Linked DNA regions of Homo sapiens: regions 2 and 3 are each linked to region 1. A link is a contact called in ENCODE Hi-C or POLR2A ChIA-PET data. All regions are on one chromosome and are shown on one strand. The core of a region is the stretch at or near the end of the contact, and the rest is flanking DNA. Distances in the headings are between cores, read along the strand shown. Region 1 holds the start of C16orf46 (chromosome 16 open reading frame 46). Region 2 overlaps CDYL2 (chromodomain Y like 2). Region 3 overlaps CMIP (c-Maf inducing protein).

Region 1 (4,273 bases), core at 1,629-4,128:
TTTTTTTAAAAGTGTAACTCAATCTTTTTTCTTTCTTTTTTTTTTAGACAGAGTCTCGCTCTGTTGCCAGGCTGGAGTACAGTGGTATGATCTCAGCTCCCTGCAACCTCTGCCTCTTGGGTTCATGAGATTCTCCTGCCTCAGCCTCCTGAGTAGCTGGGACTACAGATGCGCGCCATCACGCCCAGCTAATTTTTGTATTTTTAGTAGAGACAGGGTTTCACCATGTTGGCTAGGATGGTCTCGATCTCTTGACCTCGTGATCCGCCCGCCTCAGCCTCCCAAAGTGTTGGGATTACAGGCATGAGCCACCACACCCAACCCTATAACTCAATCTTGATTAACACTGAGCTTGAGGTGAACTACAACTTCCAGATTTTTTTTTTTTTCACATGAATGGCTAAAAATTCCTGTCTTCTTTACTCTGTAACCATGCTGTTGATTTTCTTTTCTTTTTCTTTATTCTTTTTGTTTTACTTAGATGTAGACTCCAAATGCATCAGATCCTTGTAAAATTTCCCCTTTTGTTTTTGGACCATTATTAAACCTGCGTAGACAGTTCGCAACCTAACTCTGACTTCCCACAGTTTGACCATTCCTTCTTGCTTGATGACTCCATTAATTTGATGAGGATGCCTTCTGTATCTCCATCTACATCACGGATAAAGACGTTGAGAAGGATGGGTAAAGGATAATGCCCTCTGGGTATCCCTTTCACTTGGACATTTGCTAATTATTCAACTAGCTGCAAATTCACCTTCATCTTACTCCCTATACAATGACCTGGCCTATGTTTCTAAATCTTTTCTACAGGAATCCAGATCCATCCATTTAGATAGTCTTTTTTTTTAGAGGAACCTACCAAGAGTTATAGAAGTTGATGTCTCTCTCTCTCTCTCTTTTTTTTTTAACACCTATTGCCTAGATCAGGGATAAAGAATACATTCTGGCCAAGCACGGTAGCTCACACCAATAATCCCAGCACTTTGGGAGGCCGAGGCCGGTGGATCACTTGATGTCAGGAGTTCAAGACCAGGCTGGCCAATATGATGAAACCCCATCTTTACCGAAAATACAAAAATTAGCCAGGCATGGTGGCTCACGCCTGTAGTCCCAGCCACTTGGAAGGCAGAGGCAGGAGAATCGCTTGAACCCGAGAGGCAGAGGTTGCAGTAAGCCGAGATTGCACCACTACACTCCAACCTGGGTAACAGGGTGAGACTGTCTCAAAACAAAACAAAGAAAATTCTGAATTGTCAACTCCAAACTAGTGGCTACCTAGAGTGTTGTATTGAGAAGGATCTTATGACCTGACTATAGCAGGAAAAATTTCTGGGGTTGATTAATTATGTCTGCCAGAAAATAGAGTGTGCCACATGTTTGCCAGTCTGTCTATATAGTCAGATTACAAATATCTTACCGTAGCTTCCTATACCTGGTTGACAGATTCCTAATCCATTAAGGGCAGGGGAATGTTGAAGGACCAGGAGAAACCAAGGCCCAGGGTATTAAGTCAAACGCAAGCTGTTTATGTCAAAAGCAGATAGATGGTAATCTCTCAAAACTCCTTATCACCTTGCCTCAACTTCTCATTGGCTCTCCACTGTGCCACACACCCTCATCTTCCTACAAGCTATAGGTTTAAAGGAATCTTAAATTCCAACCAGGGAAAGATGAGTTTCTGGCAGCCTCATTTGGAATTTGAATGAACGTTCCTGTGGGTCGGCTCCTTAACAACCTATGCTGAATGAAGGAATAATCATTAGAAATATTGTTAGCCATGGCAGAAGTTAAGTTTCTTAATACAGGACCAATCTTCACTTACATGAACCAGTTAAATAGGTCCTGAAGACTGACCTGGGCATCCTGATCATTTGTGACACAGTTTCTACAGGAAAATGAGTTGGGAGTCGCATTTAGAAACACACTGGAAGGAGCTGAACCTTTGTCTGAAAGTTAAGCACCCGCGCCACCCAACTTGCACAATTTGTTCATATTTCCAAGAGTATAAATTTTATCCTCCTTGTTAATTATATGTGCCTTCTGCTTATTATATGCCTACAGGTCACAGGAACCTCAAGTATTTCACAGAATGATGCCAAGGAGCGCAGTTTCTACACCATCCCTCCCGATCAGACCACATCTATTCCAATCTCAGTCTCAAACTCTTCCCCTTTTTCAACTCACATTAATGAATTCACTAAGTACCTAGCACTGAGAATAAAAAGCTAAAGCAGCATCCGTCTTCTCTACTCTCACACAGCTTACAGTCCACAGCAAAGCGCAAGTCATCAAACACACGCGCTCCACCTGCCACCCCTAAAGCCCAGGCGCATCACGCTCGGCTCCACCTCTTCATCTAGCCCCGCCCCTTCCTGCAGGCCACACCCCTTTCTCTATCAGGCTCCTCCCTTTATGCCATAAGCCTTTTTTCCTCATCTAGCTCTTCCCCTTCCTCCGCCAGTTCCTACCGTGCCACAAAGACGCCTGCCCTTCTTTCAAACTATCCCATTCAGAAAAGCGTTCTGGATTGCCCGTTCGAATTCCTCCCCGTCCTCCGTCTACCCACCCTTAAAGGGTTCCGCTCCCAACGGATCCTCCTCAGGCCCCGCCCCTCCCCAGACCCCGCCCGCTCTGGGGAAGCCCCGGCACATAGTGCCTCTGCCTTTCGCTCCCTCTCGCTTCCTTTCGAACGAGGCAGGGACTCTCGCTCTGTCGCCTTTGGAGTGGTCCCGGGCCTTGCCCCAGGGGTGGAGAAATGGCCGCTCACACCTACCTGTGGGGCCAAGCGGATGGAAGGCCCCGAGACAGCTAGTCCCGGCCTACTGGCAAGAGCTACTCAGGTCGCTGCCGGATGGGCCGTTGCCTTGGGTTACGACCACGCTGGGGGCGGGACCGCGGCGGAAGTGACGTAGCCCAACAAAGCCTAGCACTGGCGAGGCGGTTCGTGGCATCTCCTATCCGCTCCGGGCGCTGCCGCCGGAAGGGCCAGCGACGGAGGGTCTCAGATGGCGGGGCTTGAGGCCCACCCGGGCTCTCGGGTCGGCGAGTCCCGTTGGGGAGCCCTTGTGCCTGCTAGGATATTTAGCAGATGCCAGGCGGCCAGAAACGTCCTCACTTTTCTCCCTCGGCCCTCTGGGGAACCGCCGTGAGCGTTTCCCACGGACACAAACTTAACAGGCCCAGAACGTCCAGGGAGGACGCGTTGTGAGCCTCAAAGAGCCCACTTACGTGACCGACAGCACCAGGCCGACGGGCACTCGCTGAACTGCTGGCCCGGAGCAGCACAGCTCTTAAGTGGGCAGTGGCATCTTTTATACAAATAAAGGAAGGTGGCCCCACGTCCCTAAAACAACAGCTTGCTGAAGAGAGATCGCAAAGCATCCCCCACTCCAGCTCGGGTCTGACTCCAAAGCCCTTCTGCTTTAGAAAGTGTGACTATTTCTGCTGTAGAAAACCGGTATCTAGGCCAGGCGCGGTGGCTCACGCCTGTAATCCCAGCACTTGGGAGGCCGAGGTGGGTGTATCACCTGAGATCAGGAGTTCGAAACTAGCCTGGTCAACATGGCGAAACCGTGTCTCTACTAAAAATACAAAAATTCGCCGGGTGTGGTGGCGGGCGCCTGTAATCTCAGCTATTTGGGAAACTGAGGCAGGAGACTGGCTCGAACCCGGGTGGCGGAGGTTGCAGTGAGCTGTGATGGCACCACTGCACTCCAGCCTGGAGAGCAAAACTCAAGTCTCAAAAAAAATTTTGGTATCTAAGTTCTCTAGCACTGTGATTGCTCCAATGAGACGGATTCAGCTATAATTCTATTCCAACTTTTTTCATACGTGTAAGCTTAGGTACCTTGTTCACATAAATAGGAAGATGCAAATAAAAGGGGTTTTATTGTATCTCAAGCTAGTAAGTATTAACCAAAAACATTTAAATGTTTTATCAGTTGACAATTTGTTTTGGTCTTCCTTCAGATCTATTGAAAACAGCTGGGCACCGTGGCTCACACCTGGAATCCCAGCTGAGGCAGGAGGCTCCCTTGAGCCCAGGAGTTGAAGGTTGCAGTAAGCTATGATTGTGTCACTGCACTCCAGCCTGGGAAACAGTGCAAGACCTTGCATATTAGAAAAAAGTTTCTGGGAAGTATACCAAAAGTCTTAACTAAGATTTGCTAAATGAATATTAATTAAATAACCTAACGGCAAGTACATGGGGAAGTTGGAGGATCTAGAACCTGACTTCCTTCACACTAACTATTCCTGCATTTAGCAGGTA
Region 2 (4,192 bases), core at 336-2,835, 420 kb before region 1:
GTTAGTCCATTTTACAGATAAGGAAAAGTGAGTACCTTGCTGGAAGTCACAGAGATTGTAAATGGAAGAGCCAGGATTGGAGCCAGCCATCTCCTCATTTTATTCATTCATTCATTCAAAATCTAGTTACTTGCCACCTCCTATGGGCTAGGTATCTACCAGGTGATGGGGATCCAAAAGAAAGTAGAGAAATAGGGCCTGTGCCCTCATGGAGCTTGCTTTGGGTTGGGGAGATGAAAAGCTAACAAGTAACTAATACCTAAAAAAATTACAGATTGGAAAACAATAGGGTGATGTGATAAAGAGTGATGCAGGGAGGGGAGGTGTTCGTGAACCCAAATCTCATGGTCTTTCCATTAGCGCAACAGGGTGGAGAAGCACCCGAAGAGACGAGGGCCCTGAGGCCATCTTACCAAATAAGCCATGAAACTAGCAGAGGCAAAGAGACCCTCCTACCCTCTGCCAGGACACTGGGCTCGCCTCTCCGATAAACTTAGAAAGATGCAACACCTCTGAGCCAAGCAGGGATCAGAGCCTCCTTGAGTACTGGATTCAAAATGTGTGCAATTCTGGATGCGGGTGGCTGAAACGGGCCTTCTCTCCAGGAGACGCAGGGGAATGGTGCCTCCAGAGCCCCTCAGACTCTGCCCTCTCACCGAGCAGTCCTCGAGGTCCCTCTCCTTCAGGAGCATCATGCTTCCCGAGTGACAGCAACAAGCTGGCAGGGAAGACGCTGTGAGAAACAGAACATGTTGGAACTGTGGAAGCTTAGGGCTCTGCAGTCAGAGGACATGGAAATAATCCCAGCCCTACATTTGCTAATGGGAGAAGCAAGGAAGCCACACGAGCTCTTGAGCATTGGTCTCCTTGTTCCCACAAAATATGAGAAATGAGATTCAATCTTACTTAGTATTTTAAAAGGTAGGGGCTAAAAGTACCTACTCTTCGGGCTGTTTTGAACTCAATCAATTAAAGAACTGACCTGGGGTCAATAAAGTGCCCAGCACACTCCAGGCACTTCTCCAATGTCAGCTGGAGGACACCAAGGCATTCAAAAAGGAGGAACTAATTGGTGAGTGTCCCTAATCATGCCTCTCCTACTCCCAACCCCACACCCAGGCCTAGGCCAAAGATTAGGCATTCCAGGCACAGAGGGGACTAACTGCTCTGCTGAGCCCAAAAGCCAGGGTGACGTCCAGTCGGGGGCACTGCCTGCATTCAGATCCCACATCCCCCTCATGGGCTGCAGGGCTGGACAACTTGCTCGCCTGTTCTGTGCCCCCACTGTCCTGCGTGTGAAATGGGAGGGCAGCTGAGAAGTAAAGGAAATGGTGCATGCTACATATCTGGAAAATAGGAAAGCCCCCATCATGCTAGTTTCCTTCCTTCTGTTCCCCTCAAGACTTCCAACATTCCCTCCTTTAGCGTACAAAGGAGTATTTCCCATTAAGAAGGCTCCATAAACTCACGTGCTGACACCGTGCCCCTGTTCCAAACATACAGAAGCGACAGATAAAATACAAAAGGAGAGAGTCAATAAGATGAAGCCGGGCTCACAAACGAGATAATCATCTCTGCGTATGAGAGGCACAACACTGACACAAAGCAGTCAGTGGGGTGGGAGAGGGGAGGGAAGATGTGGGTTCTTCAAAGGCAACAAGGACTAAGTCTTCCCTGCAAGATGGGAGGGGGAGCCCAGGCTTAGAGCTGGAAGCCAGGGGATGAAGTGAGCTGTCCACCCTGAAGGCAGTAAAACAGTAACCAAGGGATGTGATATCCACGGCTAAGGCTTTATTAGGATCTCAGGACCAGGTAGAGGCGAACACAAAACTATCAGAGAGAGAGAGAAGGAACGAGAAACGAAAACAAAACAGAAACTTTGCTCTTGAAATGAGCCTGCACACCAAAATACCAAAACTTGTAGACAGCTCACGCTTAGAAAACAAGCCAGCAAAATCAATACTCAAAACATGAATTACTCCAAATAAAATTAAATTAACATCATGAAACAATTTGACAAGGACTTTAAAATAGGAACATTTCAAATGCTCAGATGCAAGAAAAACATTCATTTAAAATAAACAAGAAATGTTCAAACAAAAGCAGACAGAAAGGAAACAAGGACAGTGAATAGCATAAAGAACTAATTAAACAGCAAATGACAAACTGGGAAAAACAGTTGTGTATCACAGATAAAAGGCTAATATCCCCAATTGTAAAGAACTTTTAAACACTGAAGATAAGAAGACCAAAAATTCCTTCAGGAAAAAATGAACAAAAGACAGAACAAACAATCCACAGCATTACACAAAAATGGCCCTTAAATAGAAGAAATGGCTCCAAATCCACCCAAAAGAATAGTGCACATTAAAACTCATAACAAAGAAAATTAAAACTACACTGAAATACCATTTCTCATGCATCTTATGCTTGGCAAAAATTCAAGACCTTGACAATATACTCTGCAACAGAGAATGTGGGGAGTCAGGCATTATCTTCATTGTGGGGGAGATACAGAAAGGTACAAGTGTGATGGGAAGAAATTTGGCAGTATCTGACAACACTGTTTATGCACTTACTCTCACGAAACCCAGCAATCCCACTTCTAGAAATTTAACAGGAAAACTGTACTTCCAATGGTACAAATATATATATGCATAAAATTATTGTAGCTTTATCTATAACTGCAAAATACTGGAAACTACCTAAATGTGCAAGCATAGACTGGTGAAATAAACTACGATGCACCCACACAATAGAATACTATGTCGCTCTAAAAAAGAAAGAGCTATCTCTATGAATATGGAGTGGTTTACACAGTATACATTCCAATAAAGAGAAGAAAGGTGGAAAAGTACTTTACCTTTAAATGTAAAAAAAAAAGATGGGAAAATAACATAAATTTGCTTTTTTTTCCAAAAAAAAAAAAATCACAAGAAGAATAAACCAGAAAACAATGAAATTGATTATCACAAGTGGTTGGCAGGGAAAATTGAGTAAAAGGGATGGGGAAGAGGTGACCCTTCTTTGAGGATATCTTTTTGTTTTAATTTTTGGAAGTATGTTAAAACATGTTAAGATATAAAATAAAAGCAATAAAGATGGGGGGTGGAAATAAACTAAATGAAAAGAGAAAGAAATAAACCTAATCGTCTTTCAAAGGAATAACATAACCACATCAAAAGGGGAGAGGGGAAGAACAAATACAAATAACTTTTGGATATAATATTATGAATATACAACAGATAAATCTTGAACTCTTCTTAGTGGGTTTGCTTTTCACTGTGGTAAGAATGGAGCAATTCTAAGATTATTTTATGAGTAGTTCAGGATTGAGAAAATGAGTAAATATATGATATTGTGGAGAAATAGGATTCTCTCTGTGGAAGAAGACATACAAATATGGGATGCAGAGAGGCAAGGAAGAATCCAGTGAGGTTAAAATGGATCATAGGTATTGGTAAGAATTCATGATTTTAAAAATTATACATATTTCCTAGCTCTGTCAGCTGAAAAGGCTTAGAAGAAATGAAACCCAAATAGCAATGAGCTATGTAGATCCCACATGTTGGTTTCTAAATAACAATCCCACTAAAATAAACAAGGGCTCCTAGAGAAATGGCTGCTTCCAGGGCTTGGGCAGGTAAGGTATACTTTGGGCTAGAAAATCTTATTGTACCTAAAAATAGGAAGTGATCAAAAGAATAGCCAGGCATTGCAAAAGGGCATATAAGGCAGCTTGAAGGGGCTCCCACTGGCCAAATCTTGGATGTTTTCAATAGTAAAATAAATAATGGCAGTAATAGATTATAAACTGTCACATAAAGTAAGAATCCTTGAATTTGTACTCACGATAGAGGTGATGGATGGATGGATGGATGGATGGATGGATGGATGGATGGATGGATGGACAGACGGATGGATGGATGAACAGACAGATGAGATGGATAAGAAGGAAGAGCATCATATCAGCTAGTTCAGTGCATAAGCTAAATCTAACCTTGAAGAAACATTAGATAAACTCAGTAAAATAACTAGCTTGTATTCTTCAAAAATGTCAGCGTCATTAAAAACAATGGCAGACTGAAGAACTGTTCCAGATTAAAGGAGACTACACAGACATGGCAACTAAAGGCATCATGGAATTCTAGACTGTATTCTATATTGGAAGAAATAAATATCTAAAAGACAT
Region 3 (4,269 bases), core at 1,423-3,922, 440 kb after region 1:
GATTTAAGTCCTGGAGGTGCGATTCCAGGTCTTTTCAAAATTACACTTCACTACCACCTTTCTCAGATACTGTGATGGACCAGTCCAAGACCAATGTTTTTTTTTCCTTCATTAAAACAAAAAAAATCACAAATCACAAACCTTTATTTTGTTTTGTTTTGTTTTTTTGGTGAGATAGAGTCTTGTTCTGTCGCCCAGGCTGGAGTGCAGTGGTGAGATCTCAGCTCACTGCAACCTCCACCTCCCAGGTTCAAGCAATTCTCCTGCCTTAGCCTCCTGAGTAGCTGGGACTACAGGTGCATGCCACCTTGCCCACCTAACTTTTATATTTTTAGTAGAGATGGGGTTTCACCATATTGGTCAGTCTGGTCTTGAACTCCTGACCTCAGGTGATCCACCTGATTCGGCCTCCCATAGTGCTGGGATTACAGGCTTGGGCCACAGCTGCCAGCCTAACTTTGGGAAATTTTAAAACATATACTGAGAGCATGGGGGAGTAAAATGAACCCCCATGTACTCATCATCTGCTTCAACAGTTCCCAGCTTATGATGAGTCTTGGGGTGTAGCTGCCTCTGTATGCTTCCCTCTCTCCCAGCCACTGTTTAGATGCAAATCCCTGACATGCTGTTAGTTCATCAGAAATGACTTAAATAGGAATCTCTAAAAAATAAAGTATCTTTTAACAAATAGATATAAATGTAATACCATCCTCATGCCTAAGAAACTAACAATAATTCCTTGATATCAAATGTCCAATGTTCACATTTCCCTAGTTATTTCATTCATGATTTTTACTATTGGTTTGCTCATTTAAGATTCCGGACGTGGTCTACACCCTGTATTTGCTTACTGAAGGTTTTACAATCTCTTTAAGTTAGTCATCTGCCCTGTAGAATTTTCCATATTCTGAGTTTTGCTGATTGCTTCCTCATGGTGTCATTTAACACATTCCTCTGTTCCCTGTATTTCCTGTAGATTTCCTGCATACCTTGTGAATTCCTAGTTTGTTTTTACACAAGGTCTCACTCTGTTGCTCAGGCTGGAGTACAGTTGCATGATCGTGGCTCACTGCAGCTTCAACTTCCCAGGCTCAGATGATCCTCCCACCTCAGCCTTCCTGGTAGCTGGGACTACAGGTGTGCACCACCACGCCTGCCTAATTTTTTGTATGTTTTGTAGAGATGGCGTTTCACCATGTTGCCCAGGCTGGTCTCGAACTCCTGGGCTCAAGTGATCTGCCCACCTCTACCTCTCAAAGTGCTAGGATTACACGTGTGAGCCACTGCACCTGGCCTCTAGTTAGTTTTAGACCTGTGCTGTCCAATACCACGGCCACCAGCCACACATGGTCGCTGAGCACTTGAAATGAGGTCCTCATTGAGATGTGCTCTAAGTGTAAAACGCACACTGGATTTTGAAGACTTAGTATGAAAAAAAATATACAGTATCTCACTACTCATTTTTTGTATTGATTATATGTTGAAGTGATAATATATTTGATATATTGGGTTAAAATATATTATTAACATTGATTTCACCTGTTTTACTTTTTTAAAATGTGGCTACTAGAATATTTAGTTTTAAACATGTGGCTTGCATTGTATTTCTATTGGAGAGCACTGATCTAGAGATTTGGTTGATTTGGATTAAAATTTTCGGCATGATTCCTCTCTAGGTAGGTGTTTCTGTGCACTTCCAGTTGCCTCACTCCAGGGTCCCTCATGCCTTGGTGGGGGTCTTTCTTGCTGTGGTTGATGGGCAGGTTCTGGTGCTGGCTGCCTGATCTATCCATCACCACCCCCATCACCTTTCCTGCTCATGTTCCAGTGGGCACCAGCAATCACTGCTCAGGTGCATTATTTCATTAGAGATTGCAAAGGGCAGGTGTTTTAGCTCTACCTTTCCTTCCTCATTTGTCAGATGGGATCATCCGAAGAAGGGCTTCACTTCATCAGCTACATGGTTGTTGCAATGTTTAGTGTGTACAGGAAAGGCAGCAGAAATGCTTCACTCTTCCCCTTTGTATCAAGTTTAGAGTAATAAACTGATTTTGTAGCATCTTCCAAAGGTTTTTTTTTAAATATCAACATGAATTCATGGATTTAAATTTATATTTGATGAATTTCTTTTTTATTAATAAAATTAATTGGCCACAAAATAATTATAATTAAAATAATAATTTTTTTTGAGACAGAGTCTTACTCTGTCACCCAGGCTGGAGTGCAGTGGCATGATCTCAGCTCACTGCAACCTCTGCTTCCTGGGTTCAAGCAATTCTCCTGCCTCAGCCTCCCAAGTAGCTGGGATTACAGGCACGCACCACCACACCCAGCTAATTTTTGCATTTTTAGTAGAAATGGGGTTTCTCCATGTTGCCCAAGCTGGTCTCAAACTCTTGGTCTCAAGCAATCCGCCCTCCTCAGCGTCCCAAAGTGCTGGGATTACAGGCGTGAGCCACCATGTCCGGCTTATTTGATGAATTTCAATTCCTTGCAGTTACTATTCTTTTGGATGCTCCGGTTGGCCCATTTTTGGCTGGTGGGAGCTTTTGAGTTTTGATTTTGATCCCTTGCCCTCTGGTAAACCTCTGAGTTCTTTCCTCTTCTTGGTAGGTTGGAAGATTCTCCCCCTAGATCGAGTTTTCGTAGAGCGGGGCCTGCCTGCATCCGTTGCTGCTCACCAGACCCAGAGTGTGGGGCTTCCTGCCAGCAGGCTATTCAGAGGAGCCGCCTTTCTCTTGGGCCTGGTTGCCAAGGTCCCAGCAAGAGGCTGGAGTTGAGGAGACAGCCAGCGCGGCTGGCCTGGGCCCCACGCATAGTAGGTGTTCCGGAAACGGCTGTTGAGTGAATGACAGGACTGCAAGCTGATCTGCCATACCACCTGGCTGGAGTGGGCTCCTTTCCACCCCGGGATTCTCCAGGAGGCCAGTTTGCAAATAGAGCTGGCCTTTGTTTCTCTGCCGTGTCGGGGACACCTTCCTGGGGCTGAGCCGGCGTGGAGCTGGGATTGTACCTCCAGCTTGTGCTGAGGGTGCTGACTTGGGAACCCCCCGGTCCGTTCTGGCCTGGCTGCTGTGCAGACCCGTGGGTCTAGGCAATGGGGCAAGGGTCAGATGGGTCAATTCCCAGAGTGGAGCTGCCTCCTGTTTCCAGGCCAAGCCGTTTTGCAAGGGACACAGGCATGGCCCTAGCTGGCTCCAGACTTAGTGCCATTACTTCCTGGTGTGAATATTTAAGATTCCAGCTCTCGGATCCTCTGGGCTGGCTTTCATTCCACTGACTTGCAACCTTTGCCCTGTTGTCTTTGCCCAAACCATATTTGCTGCGCTTCCCTCAGCCTAGGTGGGGCATTCTTGCCCCCACTGCCCAGTGCAATCCTGGGGCTAGAGGAAGGCTTTGTGTTTTGACCCCAAAACAGACCATGGGGTTTCCGTTGTGGTTGCTGCTGCTAGTTTAAAAGAAAAACAACAAAAACAAAACAAAACAAAAACGCCGCCAGCTTTGTTGATGTCCAGTGAATCTTCATCCCTAAAATAATGCATTTGTTTATGGAGACTGACTTCATGTATTTACTATAGAAGAGACTAGAATCCGGTGACACTTCCAGTCTATTTGAGGAATGGATTTGCATCTGGTTTTGTGGTGAAGAGGGTAGGTGTCCCAGCCCATGCAGTTGGAGGGGTGGGGCAGGCAGGGAGGAGGAGGGTGGCTGAGAAAGCTTCCCCTTTGTGGGGGCGTGTGGCCACCTCCAGAGGATCAGGGTGAGGGAAGCTTCCAGAAGTGGCATGAGGAGGGAGGAAGAGGCAGCCCAGTTTGACCTTAGGAACGAGGCTAACTTGGGGTGCAGTGGTCAGGAGTGTGACGAGACCATCCAGGTTCCAACCCAGCTGGCTACTCATTAGTCCATGACCTTAGACAAGTGGTTTGCGCTCACTGAGCCTCCATTCTTCATCTGCAAAATGGGTGTACTGTGAGAATTAGATGGGACAGCCTATTAATTAAGACTTTAGCGTGGCTCTCAGCACCGCATGGGCACCCCTGGTAGATCTAGTGTTGCGGTCAATCGCGGTGGCTCTGGAGCCTGAGAGCCCAGGAGAAGGTCATGGCTTCACCCCTTATAACCTGGGTCCCCGTGGGTTTGTTTCCAGACTTCTCTGTGCCTCAGTCTCCTTATCTGTAAAGTGGAGGAAACAGTATTTCCTGCTTCCCAGGGTGGTTGTGAAGATTAAGTGACTTAATACACAATCCTTAGGCTGCTGCCTGGCCTGT

Evidence for each region. Hi-C counts contacts between places; a loop is a spot of excess contacts on that map. ChIA-PET counts read pairs that join two places held with the same protein, here RNA polymerase II (POLR2A). Pooled maps may share reads with other maps.
Region 2: a pooled map shows a loop between it and region 1 (9-fold over the local background). The contact joins the enhancer-like site here to the promoter of C16orf46 in region 1. A Hi-C loop is called at or near these places in 6 of 50 pooled maps.
Region 3: a loop to region 1 is called in a pooled map, with 3 times the contacts of the local background. The contact joins the enhancer-like site here to the promoter of C16orf46 in region 1. A Hi-C loop is called at or near these places in 4 of 50 pooled maps. POLR2A ChIA-PET finds 5 or more read pairs at or near these places in 2 of 52 experiments (BJ and activated B cell).

What each region holds. Positions count from the first base shown.
Region 1 is chr16:81,074,360-81,078,632 of GRCh38, forward strand. It overlaps C16orf46 (chromosome 16 open reading frame 46), which reads right to left and starts at 2,879. Exons shown (of 4, transcript NM_152337.3): 1 at 2,777-2,879. It overlaps C16orf46-AS1 (C16orf46 antisense RNA 1), which reads left to right. Exons shown (of 2, transcript XR_007065137.1): 2 at 2,065-2,239. RefSeq lists enhancers at 2,411-2,550, 2,642-3,302, 3,141-3,190, 3,303-3,961.
Region 2 is chr16:80,655,191-80,659,382 of GRCh38, forward strand. The region is part of intron 2 of CDYL2 (chromodomain Y like 2); the gene reads right to left. Among named protein-coding and RNA genes, the nearest start is that of LINC01227, 84 kb to the left of the region's middle. RefSeq lists enhancers at 1,557-1,606, 1,757-1,896. Within about 2 kb of position 1,586, at least 6 of the 41 ENCODE cell types and tissues checked have a DNase peak (open chromatin) inside an H3K27ac peak, as active enhancers do.
Region 3 is chr16:81,510,567-81,514,835 of GRCh38, forward strand. All of the region lies in intron 1 of CMIP (c-Maf inducing protein), which reads left to right. Among named protein-coding and RNA genes, the nearest start is that of MIR7854, 21 kb to the right of the region's middle. RefSeq lists enhancers at 2,287-3,117, 2,825-2,954. Within about 2 kb of position 2,673, at least 20 of the 41 ENCODE cell types and tissues checked have a DNase peak (open chromatin) inside an H3K27ac peak, as active enhancers do.